Regions from separate parts of the Homo sapiens genome. Here all the other regions are linked to region 1. The links are chromatin contacts, found by Hi-C or POLR2A ChIA-PET in ENCODE. All regions are on one chromosome and are shown on one strand. The core of a region is the stretch at or near the end of the contact, and the rest is flanking DNA. Distances in the headings are between cores, read along the strand shown.

The links. A loop is a pair of places that touch in the nucleus more often than their neighbours do. ChIA-PET counts read pairs that join two places held with the same protein, here RNA polymerase II (POLR2A). Pooled maps may share reads with other maps.
Region 2: a loop to region 1 is called in a map with no recorded cell type, with 18 times the contacts of the local background. The contact joins the promoter of ATP13A1 here to the promoter of JUNB in region 1. A Hi-C loop is called at or near these places in 2 of 37 single-sample maps with no recorded cell type and 6 of 50 pooled maps. POLR2A ChIA-PET finds 5 or more read pairs at or near these places in 1 of 52 experiments (activated CD8-positive, alpha-beta memory T cell).
Region 3: a pooled map shows a loop between it and region 1 (4-fold over the local background). The contact joins the enhancer-like site here to the promoter of JUNB in region 1. A Hi-C loop is called at or near these places in 1 of 168 maps with a recorded cell type or tissue (naive thymus-derived CD4-positive, alpha-beta T cell) and 8 of 50 pooled maps. POLR2A ChIA-PET finds 5 or more read pairs at or near these places in 1 of 52 experiments (BJ).

The regions. Positions count from the first base shown.
Region 1 is chr19:12,788,860-12,793,759 of GRCh38, reverse strand. It overlaps JUNB (JunB proto-oncogene, AP-1 transcription factor subunit), which reads right to left and starts at 2,274. Exons shown (of 1, transcript NM_002229.3): 1 at 445-2,274. The coding sequence starts at 1,988. The coding sequence ends at 945. It also overlaps a transcript of HOOK2 not described here. RefSeq lists silencers at 1-135, 1,476-1,585, 1,956-2,535, 3,396-4,165, enhancers at 226-285, 1-411, 306-425, 2,300-2,911, 3,212-3,711 and 1 more and cis regulatory regions at 2,015-2,569, 3,409-3,929.
Region 2 is chr19:19,661,073-19,665,972 of GRCh38, reverse strand. It overlaps ATP13A1 (ATPase 13A1), which reads left to right and starts at 2,297. Exons shown (of 26, transcript NM_020410.3): 1 at 2,297-2,702. The coding sequence starts at 2,307. RefSeq lists silencers at 1,811-1,860, 2,301-2,560 and enhancers at 1,961-2,250, 2,594-2,695, 1,967-2,949, 3,081-3,130, 3,831-4,310 and 1 more.
Region 3 is chr19:18,301,999-18,306,898 of GRCh38, reverse strand. It overlaps LSM4 (LSM4 homolog, U6 small nuclear RNA and mRNA degradation associated), which reads left to right. Exons shown (of 5, transcript NM_012321.5): 5 at 1-663. Among named protein-coding and RNA genes, the nearest start is that of LSM4, 19 kb to the left of the region's middle. RefSeq lists enhancers at 1,425-1,930, 1,821-2,200. Within about 2 kb of position 2,243, at least 37 of the 41 ENCODE cell types and tissues checked have a DNase peak (open chromatin) inside an H3K27ac peak, as active enhancers do.

The sequences.
Region 1 (4,900 bases), core at 1,025-3,524:
GGGAAAATCCCGGCCCCCTTCCCGGCGCCGCGGCCCTGCCCGGCAGAGCGGGGGAGGGGATTCCCGGAATCTGCCCAGAGACCGCGGTCGCGTCACTGGGCAGAATCGGTCCTTGTATGGGCAGCGCTTCCGCTGCGTCAGCGGGGAAAGCCCCGGCGCGCGCGGCTGGGCGGGGACGCGCCTGCGCACTCCAAGTCTCGGCCGGAGCACCCTGCCTTCAGCTCCTGGGTCCCTGGACCGCGTCCCGCGCCCCAACCATCCAACCCTGGAGATCTGGGGACGCGGGAAGGGTGGGACTCCTGGGCTGGGACCACAAGATGCCTGCGCCGAACCGACGAGGGGGACACATACAGGACCGAGCCACCAACAGCACTGAGCTGGGGGCAAACCAGTGCTTTTTTTTTTCCCCCCGCCCTCCCAGCTTGGAAAAAAAGACAACAGAAATTAATAAAGAACCAATTTTTTTTTTACTTAAATAGATTCAATAAAAAGAACAAACACACACAAACACAAACACGTCTTAAAATAAACTCTTTAGAGACTAAGTGCGTGTTTCTTTTCCACAGTACGGTGCAGAGAGGGGAGGGCAGGGGGCGGGGGTCCCCTTCCCAATGTCCCCGCGGGCTTGAGTACCAGGCGGCGGGGCCAGCTCCGCCGCGATCGCCCCCTCTTCCCCTCCCTGTTAAATACACAAATATATTATATTCAATATGAATCGAGTCTGTTTCCAGCAGAAAAAAAACATACAAAAAAAAGTGGAAGGGGGGGCTTGTAAACGTCGAGGTGGAAGGACTGGGCGCAGGGTAGGAGGGCCGGAGTCCAGTGTGGTTTGCGGCGCCCCTAGGTCCCAGGGTGGGTGCCCACCGCCTGCTCCCTGGACCCCAGTGGGAGGCGTGTGCCCAGCCGTCCAAGCGAGGGGGTGTCCGTAAAGGGGCAGGGGACGTTCAGAAGGCGTGTCCCTTGACCCCAAGCAGCAGCTGACAGCCGTTGCTGACGTGGGTCATGACCTTCTGTTTGAGCTGGGCCACCTGCTCCCGGAGGAGGCCGGCGGTACTCGACAGCCCCGCGTTCTCGGCCTTGAGCGTCTTCACCTTGTCCTCCAGGCGCGCGATGCGCTCCAGCTTCCGCTTCCGGCACTTGGTGGCCGCCAGCCGGTTCCGCAGCCGCTTGCGCTCCACTTTGATGCGCTCTTGGTCTTCCATGTTGATGGGGGACACCGGCGGCGTGGCGTCCCGGCTGCGCGCCTCCGGCACGGTCTGCGGTTCCTCCTTGAAGGTGGAGGCGCCGCGGCCCAAGCCCAGCTGCGCCGGGTGGCCACCGGCGAAGGGCGGCGCGTGTGGGAGGTAGCTGATGGTGGTCGTCGGGTACGAGCTCCCGGTCCCGACGGCAGCCCCGGCGCCTCCCGAGGACGCAGAGGCTGGGGAGTAGCTGCTGAGGTTGGTGTAAACGGGAGGTGGCTCCGGGCCGGCGTAGACGCCCCCGGGCCCAGCCGGGGGCCCCCCGGTAGCGCCCAGGGACACGTTGGGGGGTGTCACGTGGTTCATCTTGTGCAGATCGTCCAGGGCTTTGACAAAGCCGTCGGCGAAGCCCTCCTGCTCCTCGGTGACGCCGCCCCCTGCGCCCCCTGCACCTCCACCGCTGCCACCCCCGCGGGGGTAAAAGTACTGTCCCGGGGGTGTAGGCGTCGTCGTGATCACGCCGTTGCTGTTGGGGACAATCAGGCGTTCCAGCTCCGAAGAGGCGAGCTTGAGAGACGCGCCGGTGTCCGAGCCCTGACCAGAAAAGTAGCTGCCGCCACCGCCGCCCTCTGGGCCGGGTCCGCGAGCCCCAGGCGCTTTGAGACTCCGGTAGGGGTCGGCCAGGTTGACCGCCAGGCTCGGTTTCAGGAGTTTGTAGTCGTGTAGAGAGAGGCCACCAGGGGCCCGGCCGTATCCCGTAGCTGTGTATGAGTCGTCGTGGTAGAAGGGCTGTTCCATTTTAGTGCACATCCGGGCGGCCCAGGCGGTCTGGGGAGGGTCCCTGCGGGGCCGCTCCGGGCCTCGCTGCAGCGAGCGGCGAGCTCTCCGCTGCGGTGACCGGACTGGGTGCCTGGTCGCGCGTTCTCGGGGGCTGGCGCGGGCGGGTAGCAGCCAGCCGGCAGCTGTGCGCAAAAGCCCTGTCAGGCTTCCCGAGCCCCCGTCGCCCTCTCTGGCGCGATAGCTTTCCTGGCGTCGTTTCCCCCAGCTCCCAGCTCCCTGCTGGCTCCGAGGCTGGCCTGGCCGCTCTCAAGGTCCCAGCCGCTCAGCCTGAGCCACACGCCTTTATACCGCGCTAGTCAGCCACGGAAGTGCGCTCCGATTGGCCGTCGCCGGAGCCGGGCCCCCGCGCCCCCCTCCTCGAGCGTGGGGAAGGGGAGGAGGCGGCTCGCGTCACTGTCAGGAAGCGCGTGTCCTTGTAAACAGCGGCCACGGGCCGGGTGGCTCGGCGGGGCTGCAGGGGGAGGGGCTCAAAGGACCTCGGGGTACGCATGGAAGGAGGTGCTGGGGGGCCCAGGCACATGAGTGAGGGGTTTCAGGGAGGAGGATGATTTCCCTGGAGTCCACTGGGACAAATACCAGGACCTGGTACGCAGCAAGTGGGGTGAGGGTCCCAGTATGTGCGAAGAAACCCCTGAGGTACCCAGAATACGAGAGGGGTAGGAGGACTGACAATCCATTGGGAGACCCCAAAAAGCAGAAATGAGGGTTAAGCACTGTAAATCGGGAGGGTTAAGGAGACACCTGACCCAGGAATTGACTGGGGGTCCCGGGCTCAGAAGGATGCGGGACTGGAATTTTCACAGGACGGAGGAGGGGAGAGATCAAAAGGGGTGAGTGGGTGGAGCTGCATGACCCATTAAATTGCAAGAAATGAGTAGGGGTCCAGGAGCTCATGGGAGCTGAGTCCAGAGTCTGAGGCTCTCCCGTAAGCGGGAAGGAGGCATTAGGGGAAGTCTAGATATGCAGAAAGCTAGTAAGCGGCCTGGGGTACACTGAGGCAGGTAAAATATGCCAGGTAGAAGATGGAGACATGTCTGCCAGAAATTGGGGACCACTGGGGTCATCTGCTAGCCCGGATGAAGGAGAGAGTTAGAAGGGGCCGGACACATCTTCGGAGCAGAGAAGACAATAAGAGGGTACTCAGTTGACATGTGAGGAGGGGGCCTTGAGGGTCCCGCGCACCAGGACTGCTGGATCTTCCACGACTGCTGCTCCCCCTCGATGGTAACCTCTTAGTCATCTGTATTCTCTGTCCCCCATCCTAAAACCCTCCCCTATTGACCCTGGGCTTTGCCCAACACCGTGTCGGCTCCTAGAGCCTGGACCCAGCCCGACGGCTGGGGCGCGGTCGCCCAACCCCACTCCCTTCCTTAGAAACAGGCTGGGGAAAGAGCGCAGAGGCAGGAAGTGTGGCAACAGCCCCGGGGGAAGGAGCCCGGCCCTGTCTCCGTCACTCGGATCCTACGGGACCGTGCGCCCCGCCCTGGGTCCCGCCGCATCCTGCGCCTCGGAAGAGGAACCTGGGCGTGCGAGCCCCCGCGGAGGCCCGGGTGCTTGGAGCCCGCCCAGCCGCGGCAGCCTCCAGCCACCATCCTCTCCCCTCAAGCAATGGTTCCGCCCGCGGTGCCTGCAGGGGACCGCGGAGGCAGGCGGCTTGGGGAGTGTTCCATTGGCCCGACGGCGGGGGACGCAGCCGAGGAGCGGGGCCTGGTCGCCATGGCAACAGGCGGGAGTCCGCGGGCAGGACTGAGCGCGGGCCGGCCCCCGAAGTCTCTCCCCGCCGCCCATATTAGGGCACAGGAAGAGGTGGGACCAGCGCTGTCCTGGGGCCCCGAGCCAGAAGCGGGGAACCCGACTATCTGCCAGGTCCCAGGGCGCGCCTGGGCCCCCAGACTGCTAGTCCCGACCAGCCCCGACCGCCGCCCCCGGGGCCCCCACGGCCGCCTGGCCCGGCCCCGCCCCACCCCGCCGCTTTGGGGCTGCGTCCTGCCAGGCCCGGCCTGGCCCAACCCAGCCCGGCAGGTCCCCGCCTGCCCGCGGGCCTGGGTCGGACTTCGCCCCCGGCCCGACGGGGCGCGGAGAGGGCGGGCCGATGCCTCGAGGCGCCCCCGGCGCCTGGGCGGGCTGGAACGGCGGCTGCCTCCTCCCTCGGGTGGGGTGCCCTTCCCTTCTGCCAGGAGATCTGGAGCTCCGTCCCCAACACCCCCCACTCACTCATGTGAGTCAGGGGCCCCACTCTCGTTTTAGTCTGCAGGTCCCATCCTACTATCATCCAGAATACCTAGAGGGAGCCCCCCTCCTTCCCTAGAGTAGCTCTGTCATCTGAGAGCTTCCCTCCCCGAGTCAGAGAAGACCTGAAAATCTAAGGGGAGAATATGAGGGAACCCAGAGCCCCTTCCCGGGAAGGGCTGCGGCGAGGTGCAGACGGTCAGGCTTCCAGTTAGACTTAAGGTGGGACTTCCGAGCAGTTAGTGTGTGAACCCACTAGACCAAGAGGTGAGAAGCCTAGTGTCTCTGTCTCTGTCTCTGTCTCTCTCTCTCTCTCTTTGTCTCTCTCTCTCTCTCTCAGCTTCCCAGGCCTCTGTCTTCTGGAGGATGAAGAGAGCCTCTCTCTTCTTTAGGGTAGAAAGAGGCTAAGGGATAGGGGTTAAACAGCCATTCCGGGGCAGCCTAGATCTCACCAAGTGTGGGAAAGAGAAGGAAAACGAAAGAGGCGAAAAAGAAACTGAGCTATGTGGGGGCAGGGGGAAGTCCAGCAGTGCAGTGGCCTTGCTGGAGGAAGGTCCCAGCAGAAGCTGGGGGCGTCCCGTCCTTGGAGGGTCCCTGTGACCCCTAAATGCCCCCTCCCTTCTTCCCCTTGCTTGAATGGCTCCCCTCCCCCT
Region 2 (4,900 bases), core at 1,048-3,547, 6.9 Mb before region 1:
CACCGTGGCTCACACCTGTAATCCTAGCACTTTGGGAGACTGAGGCGGCCAGATCATTAGAGGCCATGAGTTTGAGACCAGACTGGCCAACATGGCGAAACCCGTCTCTACTAAAAACACAAAACATTAGACTGGGAGCGCTGGCTCACACCTGTAATCCTAGCACTTTGGGAGACCAAAGTGGGCGGATCACAAGGTCAGGAGTTCGAGACCAACCTGGCCAACATAGTGAAACCCCATCTCTACTGAAAATACAAAAAATTAGCCAGGCATGGTGGCACGCGCCTGTAGTCCCAGCTACCCGGGAGGCTGAGGCAGGAGAACCGCTGGAACCCAGGAGGCGTAGGTTGCAGTGAGCTGAGATCGCACCACCGCACTCCAGCCTGGGCAACAGAGTGAGACTCCGTCTAAAAAAAAAAGTACAAAAATTAGCCGGAGCGGTGGCATGCGCCTGTAATCCCAGTTACTTGGGAGGCTGAAATGGGAGAATCGATTGAACTCGGAAAGTGGAGTTTGCAGTGAGCGGACATCGCGCCACTGCACTCCAGCCTGGGCGACAGAGTGAGACTTCATCTCGAAAAATTAAAAAAAGAATATGCAACAATATAAGCTACAAAATTTAAATATCCAATAAATTTTAAGTTTAAATAAATTTGCTGTATCAGAGGACAAAAAGAAACATAAAATAGTTACTGTTTGTCACACATACTGTTTAATCCTACTAATTGGTACTGTTAAGTAGTCCTATTGTGGTTTTGTTCAAATAGCATTTATGCAACAGTACAGTTAATAATATAGAACTATATAATTTCTTTTTTTTTTTTTTTTCAGACAGAGTCTCGCTCTGTCGCCCAGGCTGGAGTGCAGTGGCGCGATCTCGGCTCACTGCAAGCTCCGCCTCCCAGGTTCAGGCCATTCTCCTGCCTCAGCCTCCCGAGTAGCTGGGACTACAGGCGCCTGCAACCACGCCCGGCTAATTTTTTGTATTTTTAGTAGAGACGGGGTTTCACTGTGTTAGCCAGGACGGTCTCGATCTCCTGAACTCGTGATCCGCCCGCCTCGGCCTCCCAAAGTGCTGGAATTACAGGGGTGAGCCACCGCGCCCGGCCTAGAAGTATATAATTTCAAGTAAACACCAGTTTTTCATTTTTTATGTTAAAGTGGTAATTTCTTTTTTTTTTTTTTTTTTTTTTTGGAGACAGAGTCTCGCTCTGTCGCCCAGGCTGGAGGGCAGTGGCACAATCTCCGCTCACTGCAAGCTCTGCCTCTCCAGTTCGCGCCATTCTGCCTCAGGCTCCGGAGTAGCTGGGACTACAGGCGCCCGCCACCACGCCCGGAGAATTTTTTTTTTTTTTTTGTATTTTTAGTGGAGACGGGGTTTCACCGCGTTAGCCAGGATGGTCTCGATCTCCTGACCTCGGCCTCCCAAAGTGCTGGGATTACAGGCGTGAGCCACCGCGCCCGGCCTAAAGTGGTTTTTGTAATTCATTTTTCTTTTTTTTTTTTTTGAGACAGTCTTGCTCTGTTGGCCAGGCTGAAGTGCAGTGGAGCAATCTTGGCTCACTGCAACCTCCGTCTCCCGGGCTCAAGCAATTCTCCTGCCTCATCCTCCCGAGTAGCTGGGATTACAGGCATGTGCCACCACGCCCGGCTAATTTTTGTATTTTTAGTAGAGACGTGGTTTCACCATGTTGGGTCTTGAACTCCTGATCTCAGGTGATCCACCCGCCTCGCCTCCCAAAGTGTTGGGATTACAGGCGTGAGCCACCGCGCCCGGCTAGTATTTGTAATTCTTATCTATCACATTAAGGCTCTTGTCCGGTGTGGTTGTGTTCCGGGGCGGTCCCCGACCCCGCCCCTCACAAGCCCCGCCCCCCGCACCGGGCCCCGCCTCCTGAACTCCGAAGCTCCCGACCCCGCCTCCGCAGGGTCCAGGCTTCGCCCCTGGTGACAGGTGGTGCTGGTGTAGTCAAGGAGGAGGGCTCGCTTTTTTTGGTTCAGGTTGTCATGGTGGCGCCCAAGCCCGCCTTGCCGGCCTTGTCTTTTCCGGTCTCAGTCCGGCGTGGCAGCGGAGGCAGGCACCGTTAGGTCTTCCAGTCCCTCTCTGTCATGGCGACGCCCAGCCTCTTCTTCCGGCCACAGCCTGTCATGGCGGCACCCGAAGTAGTCCCTGCCGGGGCCAGCCTGTTCTGTTGCCCTGGCTCTTCCTAGTCCAGGCTGCCATGGCGGCGCTCAGGGCTTACCGGAAGTAAAACTTCGGAAGTGAGGCGTTCCTCTGCCCGGAAGTGAGCGCGGCGCTAGGAAAGATGGCGGCAGCGGCGGCGGTGGGCAACGCGGTGCCCTGCGGGGCCCGGCCTTGCGGGGTCCGGCCTGACGGGCAGCCCAAGCCCGGGCCGCAGCCGCGCGCGCTCCTTGCCGCCGGGCCGGCGCTCATAGCGAACGGTGACGAGCTGGTGGCTGCCGTGTGGCCGTACCGGCGGTTGGCGCTGTTGCGGCGCCTCACGGTGCTGCCATTCGCCGGGCTGCTTTACCCGGCCTGGTTGGGTGCCGCAGCCGCTGGCTGCTGGGGCTGGGGCAGCAGTTGGGTGCAGATCCCCGAAGCTGCGCTGCTCGTGCTTGCCACCATCTGCCTCGCGCACGCGCTCACTGTCCTCTCGGGGCATTGGTCTGTGCACGCGCATTGCGCGCTCACCTGCACCCCGGTAAGTGTGTACACGCGAGCCCGACCCCCAGCACGGTCGAGCCTCGCCGTGGGTCCCAGCTGCGGCCTTCCTGTCGGTCACCATCGCGACCTGGGCCACTCATCTGCCTGGCCTGGATTCCCAGGGGCACCCTCTACACTTTGGCGCAGGCTTAATCATGACCCCACTGCTGACTTGCTGTGCATGCCTGGTGCGGGTTATTTCCTTTTTCTGAAGTCCTCCCTGTTATGGTCATTTAGATTCAGTGATGTAATACTTGTAAAAGGCTTAGCGCAGGGCCCAGCATACGTCGCCCAGGTCAGGTAGGAGTTGTTTATACTAGTTCCCATATTAGCGACTACTCTTGTTCTGGAAACGGCCCTACCTTCCATCTCATCTGTCTCCTACCTTGGTTTTCAAAGTGTAAGGCGAGATCACTGGGATAGGTTTCCCCCATCTATGAAGCTTAGTTGGTTCTTAGACTGAACCAAGTCTTGCTGTCCAGTGCTTAGTGGTCTTCCATACTGTGATGGAAAGGAGCATGAAATGCAGTTAATTACAGTGTTGAAGAGAGGCAGAGGTGTTTATGAGCGAGTCATTTACATGATGTCTTTCCGCAAAATGAGGGTGGTGATACTGAGTTCTGTCGGGGATACAACAGCAAGCAAGGTCGCGCTCCTGACCCACAGTTTAGAGTTCTGAGTGACCAAGTGTCGTCGGAGGAGTTGGTGACTGTGAGCTTCCCTGGGCCTGAAGCAGTGACTGTGTCGTCTCTCTCTGGGCCTGCCTCAGGTGACACCAGCAGGTTTGGAGCCATGGACACTGAGGTATATCAGGAAGCTTCCCCTCTGATTCCAGGAGTGTGTTTGCCTCAAGAAGAGGAAAAGGGAACAGCATCAAGGGCTACAGAAAGACAGAAGCCCCCCACCCTGGCTGGCTCTGAATGTGGGTAGAATCCTCATTCTCCTCTCCTGAGAGACAACCTGTTCTGTCCTTCAAAAAGACTTATCTATCCCAGGGGAGGAGCTCAACGTGGTAGCTTTGAGGTAGTACAATGAAAGACACCAATGAGGGACAAAATAAAGGAGGGGTTAAGGGGACTGTGGCACCGCTCAAACTTCAGCTGCCTTTTGACCTGCAGCTAAGCAGCTTAGCTCTTAACTTCCTCTCCAGGGATGGAGAAGTGGGAGGAGCTGAACAGCCATCAGCCAGGAGAGGTGGATCTGGGTTTGATTCAGATCTCAGAAAGGGCCGCTTCTGCTCTCTGAGTTTCAGTTTCCCCCTTCTGTAAACTGAGAACCGTAACTAACAACTACTGGGTGCCATCTTGAGAAGCGGAGATGATATCTGCAGAGTGCCCGCCCTGGGGCCATCACAGCGTATAGCCTCTTGTACCTTTCTTCCGTGACGTCACGTTTGTAGTTATGTGATTGTTGTTATTTGCTGCCTGCTTTGGAGGCCCATGAACCACCCGTGCGGTGGCGCTTTGTTTCTGCGGGTCATCATTGTGCTCCCCCCATCTCCATGCAGCTCGTCTCCATGCAGCTCGGTCTAGCAGAGCAGCAGAGGAATGGATGGCGGTTCACGGGGTCCAGGGAGCACTGAACGAGTTCCATTCAACATTTCTGTGTCTTAGGTGCTGGGGAAACAGCAGTGAACAAAACAGGCAAATCCCCCTGCCTTTGTGGTGTTACTGGGAGGGAGAACTCATAGTCAGCAGTTGATGCCAAACAGAGATGACATCTAACATCAGGACAGGATGGGACATTGCCGGGAACTTTAGATGGGGCAGCCAGGGAGGGGCTCCTGAGAAGGTGATGTTTCAGCAAAAGCCTGAGGCAGCAAGGGAGCTGTGTGACTGTGTATTCCGGGCAGAGAAAACAGCACATGCCAAGGCCCTTTGCTGAGGCACGATCGAGCCCCATGTGCGTGTGGAGCTGTGGAGTGTAGTGAGCAGGGTTGGTGGAAGAGGCAGAGCTGAGCAGGAGGCCGGGGGCCTGTGATGGGGCGGGGGCTTGGCTCACGTGAATTGAGGACGTACTGGGTGGGTGCCTGGCAGCGTTCTTCCTATTTGAGTTCATGTCACCTTCAGCAGAGCAGAGCCCTGGGCATTAGGTGCTGTCTGTGCACCCAGCTTCCCAGCTTTTTTTGTTGTTGTTTTTGTTTTTGTTTTGTTTTTTGGGGTTTTTTTGTTTGTTTGTTTGTTTGTTTTTGAGATG
Region 3 (4,900 bases), core at 994-3,493, 5.5 Mb before region 1:
TCCTTTTGAGCTTCTGGGTGCACCTAGCGGGTCTCCTGCCCTCTGTCCATCGCTGGACTCTCAGGAAATCCCCGTTCCCGTAAGGGAAGCTTCCTTTTGAGAGTTCTCACCAGGTGTCAGCGGCACAGTGAGGCACTGATGTCCTTTTACAAAAGGCAAGACCAGCATCTGGACAGTGGGGGCTCTTGAGAGTCCCCGGCGCCCCCCACACCAGGTTGTCCTATAACCCTCTCCCCTCTGTGGAGACGTTAATGCCAAGGGGTGTGTGGGGAGGGAAGTCCCAGGCAGGGGCCACGCATGGTCCCCATCACCCCCTCCTGGGTGGCCTGGACTCCATCATCTATCCTCATCTGTCCACACTGGCGTTCACACAGAGAAGACAGGACAGGAATCCCCTCGGAAGATGCTCATGGAAGATTCTCACGAGGCTCCTGCCCCCTTTCTGAGCCAGGCCGGGTTTGCCACTCCTCGGGCGCGCACCTGAGACACTGAGTCAGCGCTTTCGAGAAAGGCTCCGGGTAGCATCTGTGGACCGTGAAGAAACCAGAGGGAAGCCCTGAGCCAGGCAGCGGCCCGTCCCCCTGCATAGCCTTCTCTTCAGGGTCCTCGTTCGGAGACCTATTTTGAGAGGTGATTGGAATAAAAGGTCCCGTCCGTGAGGAACTCTTTTTCTTGAGTCTTCAGAGTTACTTGCCATCGTATAGATTTTGCATTTACAATGTCCTCGCCTGGGATGTTCTCCTTGTGTGTGGGGTGGGGGACAGGGATGGATATCTGCAGTCGCCTGAATCCTCTCCGCCACAGCGGCACTTGATTGATGGTTAGAGATGGGGCATGTGGGGTCCAGGATGTGGCCTGCCCTGAACCTCACAAACCCGCCCCCTCAACACAGGCAGGGGCAGCAGTTGGGGGCCCGGGCCTGGAAGCCTTGGGATGCACCGGCCCACGGCACCCACCTGCCTGTTGGACAAGAGCATTTTTTTTTTTTTTTTGAGACGGAGTCTCGCTCTGTTGCCCAGGCTGGAGTGCAGTGGCACAATCTTGGCTCACTGCAACCTCTGCCTCGTGTGTTCAAGCGATTCTCTTGCCTTAGCCTCCTGAGTAGCTGGGATTACAGGTGTGCACCAACACAGACGGCTAATTTTTGTATTTTTAGTACAGACACAGTTCCACCATGTTGGCGAGGCTGGTCTTGAACTCCTGATCTCAAGTGATCCTCCCGCCTTGGCCTCCCAAAGTGCTGGGATTACAGGCATGAGCCACTGCGCCTGGTCGACAGGAGCATCTCTTGGCACACCCCATGCCCCTACAGTGTGGGCCGTGCAGGGGGCTGGGCTCACAGGGCGAGGTGGGTGGGGCAATGTTTAGAGGAGGAGGGAAGGAAGGGTGGGGAGCAGGGAGGCCCCATTTGCAGCTCCTGCCCCATGTCCTAGACTCACCGGCCCTTAGAGGCCTCTGGGGCTCTCCAAGGGGCCTGGGCTCCTTCCTCCCAGGGGTTGTGTGTGTCACGAGGCGTGGATCAAATCCAGGAGCTCTGGGGTCAGGCATCCTGGGAAGTTGGGATGGGAAAGCCCTCGAAGGCCCCTTCCCCTTCCTGATCTCCGTTTGGTTTTTTCTCCCTGACCAGGCTCTGAACTCAGAATGTGTTCCAACACCCCCTAGGTGCCTTCTCACCATTCAGGGTCCCAGGTGCTGGGGCTAATCCCCGGGCTCTTTTGCCTGCGTAATTGTGGCTTCTTGCCGGCGCAGCCAGACGCAGAGCCGGCTCTGACCTTTCCAGCCCGGCAGCTGCGGGCTCCTGGCCCGTGACTTGAGCCGCAGAGTCCCCTCGTCTGCCTCTGCCAACTTGGCCTTGTGGGCTAGAGTGGCCCCTGCTTAGGGGCAGCCAACTTCCAGAAGCTTCCGGCCCCCCTCCCTCGAGCTGGGTGTCGGACCAGCTCTGTGTTTCATTCTTCCTGGTTGGTTTCACAAAGCCTCATCCTCAGCCCCCTCAACAAGAAAAGAAACCAAAAGCACCAGTCTAGTTCCTAAATCCAAGGCTTCCAGGTCTTTCTGTCCCTCCGATGGTCTGTGCCCTCCTCACCCAACTGGGGCTGCCTTTATCGTAGATGGTCCCCACCCGCCCCCAGACCTTCTCGCCTGGAGTTTGCTTTCTGTTAGGGAGGCCCACGCCTGGCGCTGTGCTGTGACTCAGCCGGGGGCTGAGCTCTGCAGGGCCAGCCCACAGTCCCCCGCCAGAGTGCGACAGGCCCGGGTCGGCTGCTGACGCCACCTCATCCTGGAGCCAAACACCCGCTTCAGGGACAAAAGTGCAGAGGCTGGCCTTGGGCAGTGGCCCCCGAGAGGCAGCTGTGGGAAGCCATCCCTCTCTCCTCCTCCTCCTCCTCCTTCTCCTTCTCCTCCCCCATCCCCCTCCTCTCACTCCCCATCTTCCTCCCCATTCCCCTCCTCCTCCATCCTCCTCCACTCATCCCCCACTCCCATCCCCCATCCCCCTCCTCTCTCTCCTCCTCCTCTCCTCCTCTGGGCTTCACCTGCTGTTCCCAGCACTACTCTGACAGCCACCCCCAGATGGCCTGTGTCCCTGTCACCTCCCTCCCCACCTTCTTCTTTTGGAGCCCAGGGCCTGGCACGAGCCTGGCACTAGGGCCACTTGCCTTGTCCCAGGTGCTGGTGACACAGCCCCGGCAATCCTTCCCTTCCACAGGAGTGAGCCAGCCACAAGCATATGCATATCAAATGCATAAATGCTGTAAAAAGAAGAAACCAGGCCAGGCGCAGTGGCTCATGCCTGTAACCCCAGCACTTTGGGAGGCCGAAGTGGGCGGATCACCTGAGATAAGGAGTTCAAAACCTGGCCATCATGGTGAAACCCCATCTCTATTAAAAATACAAAAATTAGCCGGACGTGATGGCACAAACCTGTAATCCCAGCTACTCAGAAGGCTGAGGCAGGAGAATCGCTTGAACCTGGGAGGCGGAGGTTGCAGTGAGCTGAGATCGCGCCACTGCACTCCAGCCTGGGCGACAGATCGAGACTCTCAAAAAAAAGAAAAAGAAACCAGAAACAGGGCGGGCTCGTGAGGAGGTGAATGAAGAGGTGGTCAGGGAAGGTGAGAGAAGGACACTGAAGATTCAGGAAGGGCCTGAGAGACGAGGGAGCCAGCCACCTTGGGAAAGAACATTCTGGACCAGCAGGGGTCAGGAGGACAGTCCCGTGCAAAGGCCCTGTGCCCAGGGGACACAGGAGCAAACAGAAGGGCAGGAAATGGGGAGGATGTGGGCCCTGAGTGACATGAGAAGCAGCCACAGAGGGTTCTGGAACAGTCAGAAGCAGGGGTGGAAGCAGGAAGGGGGCAGTGCTGGGGCCTCAGGGCAGGGAGGAGGAGGCTGCCAGGGCCTAGGCTGACCAGCTGGCCTTGCCCAGGAAGTGCAGGACCCCGAGGTGGCACCTCCTTTCCACAGAGCAAGAGGAGGCCGGCTGGGTGCTGTGGCTCACAGCGGCAACTGTAATTCCAACACTTTGGGAGGTCGAGGCAGGCGGATCACCTGAGGCCAGGAGTTTGAGACCAGCCTGGCCAACGAGGTGAAACCTTATTTCTACTAAGAATACAAAAATTAGCCAGGTGTGGTGGCACGTGGTGCCTGTAATCCCAGCTACTCAGGAGGCTGAGGCAGGAGAATTGCTTAAACCCAGGAGGCAGAGGTTGCAGTGAGCCAAGATAGCGCCACTGCACTCCAGCCTGGGCGACAGAACGAGAGTCTGTCTCAAAAAAATGATACTACTAATAATAAATTAAAAATTTTTTAAAAATTTAAGAGGAGGTCCAGTCAAACCAAGTCTCGAGTGGACAAGAAGCTGCTGGCCACACAGAGAGAGCCGGAACAGGTGGAGGAACTGCAAGCACGGAGCCTCTGAACTTCTGTGGGGAAGGGGCAGAGGGGGTCAGGGCTCAGGCCAGAAGCCCCTACAGGGCCGGGCGCGGTGGCTCATGCCTGTAATCCCAGCACTTTGGGAAGGCAAGGCGGGTGGGCGCCTGTGGTCCCAGCTACTTGGGAGGCTGAGGCAGGAGAATGCCGCGAACCAGGGAGGCGGAGCTTGCAGTGATCGGAGATCACGCCACTGCACTCCAGCCTGGGCGACAGAGCAAGACTCCGTCTCAAAAGAAAAAATAAAATAAAATAAAATAAAAAAGAAGCCCCTACAGGAGCTGGGGTGGGCACTTGCAGGGATCTGTTCCTGACGCTTGGCATCAGCCACTTCTTTTTTTTTTTTTTTTTTTTGAGACAAAGTCTCACTCTGTCGCCCTGGCCGGAGGGCAGTGGCGCGATCTCCACTTACTGAAACCTCTGTCTCTCAGGTTCAAGCAATTCTCCTGCCTCAGCCTCCCGAATAGCTGGGATTACAGGCGTCCGCCACCACGCCCAGCTAATTTTTGCATTTTTTAGTAGAGACAGGATTTCGCCATGTTGGCTAGGCTGGTCTCGAACTCCTGACCTCGGGCAATCCGCCCGCCTCGGCCTCCCAAAGTGCTGGGATTACAGGCGTAAGCCATCTCGCCCGGCCAAGCATCAGCCTCTTCTCAAGGAGACTTCGAGTGAGGGCGAGGATTCCCCGAGCTCCCACTCAGCCTTGCCGCTCAGCCCCGTGGGTTTCCAAAGCCACTTCCAACCCAGCACCTCCGAGGGTCCTCACAGATGGAGAAATGAAGGCTCAGGACAGGCACACAATCCAAGCAACAGCCGATAATTGTTTTTTATTTTTTTTACAGATAGGGGTCTCACCATGTTGTCCAGGCTGGTCTCAAACTCCTAGGCTCAAACGATCCTCCCACCTTAGCCTCCCAAAGTGCTGGGATTACAGGCCTGAGCCAGTATGCTCAGCCAACCATTGTTTATC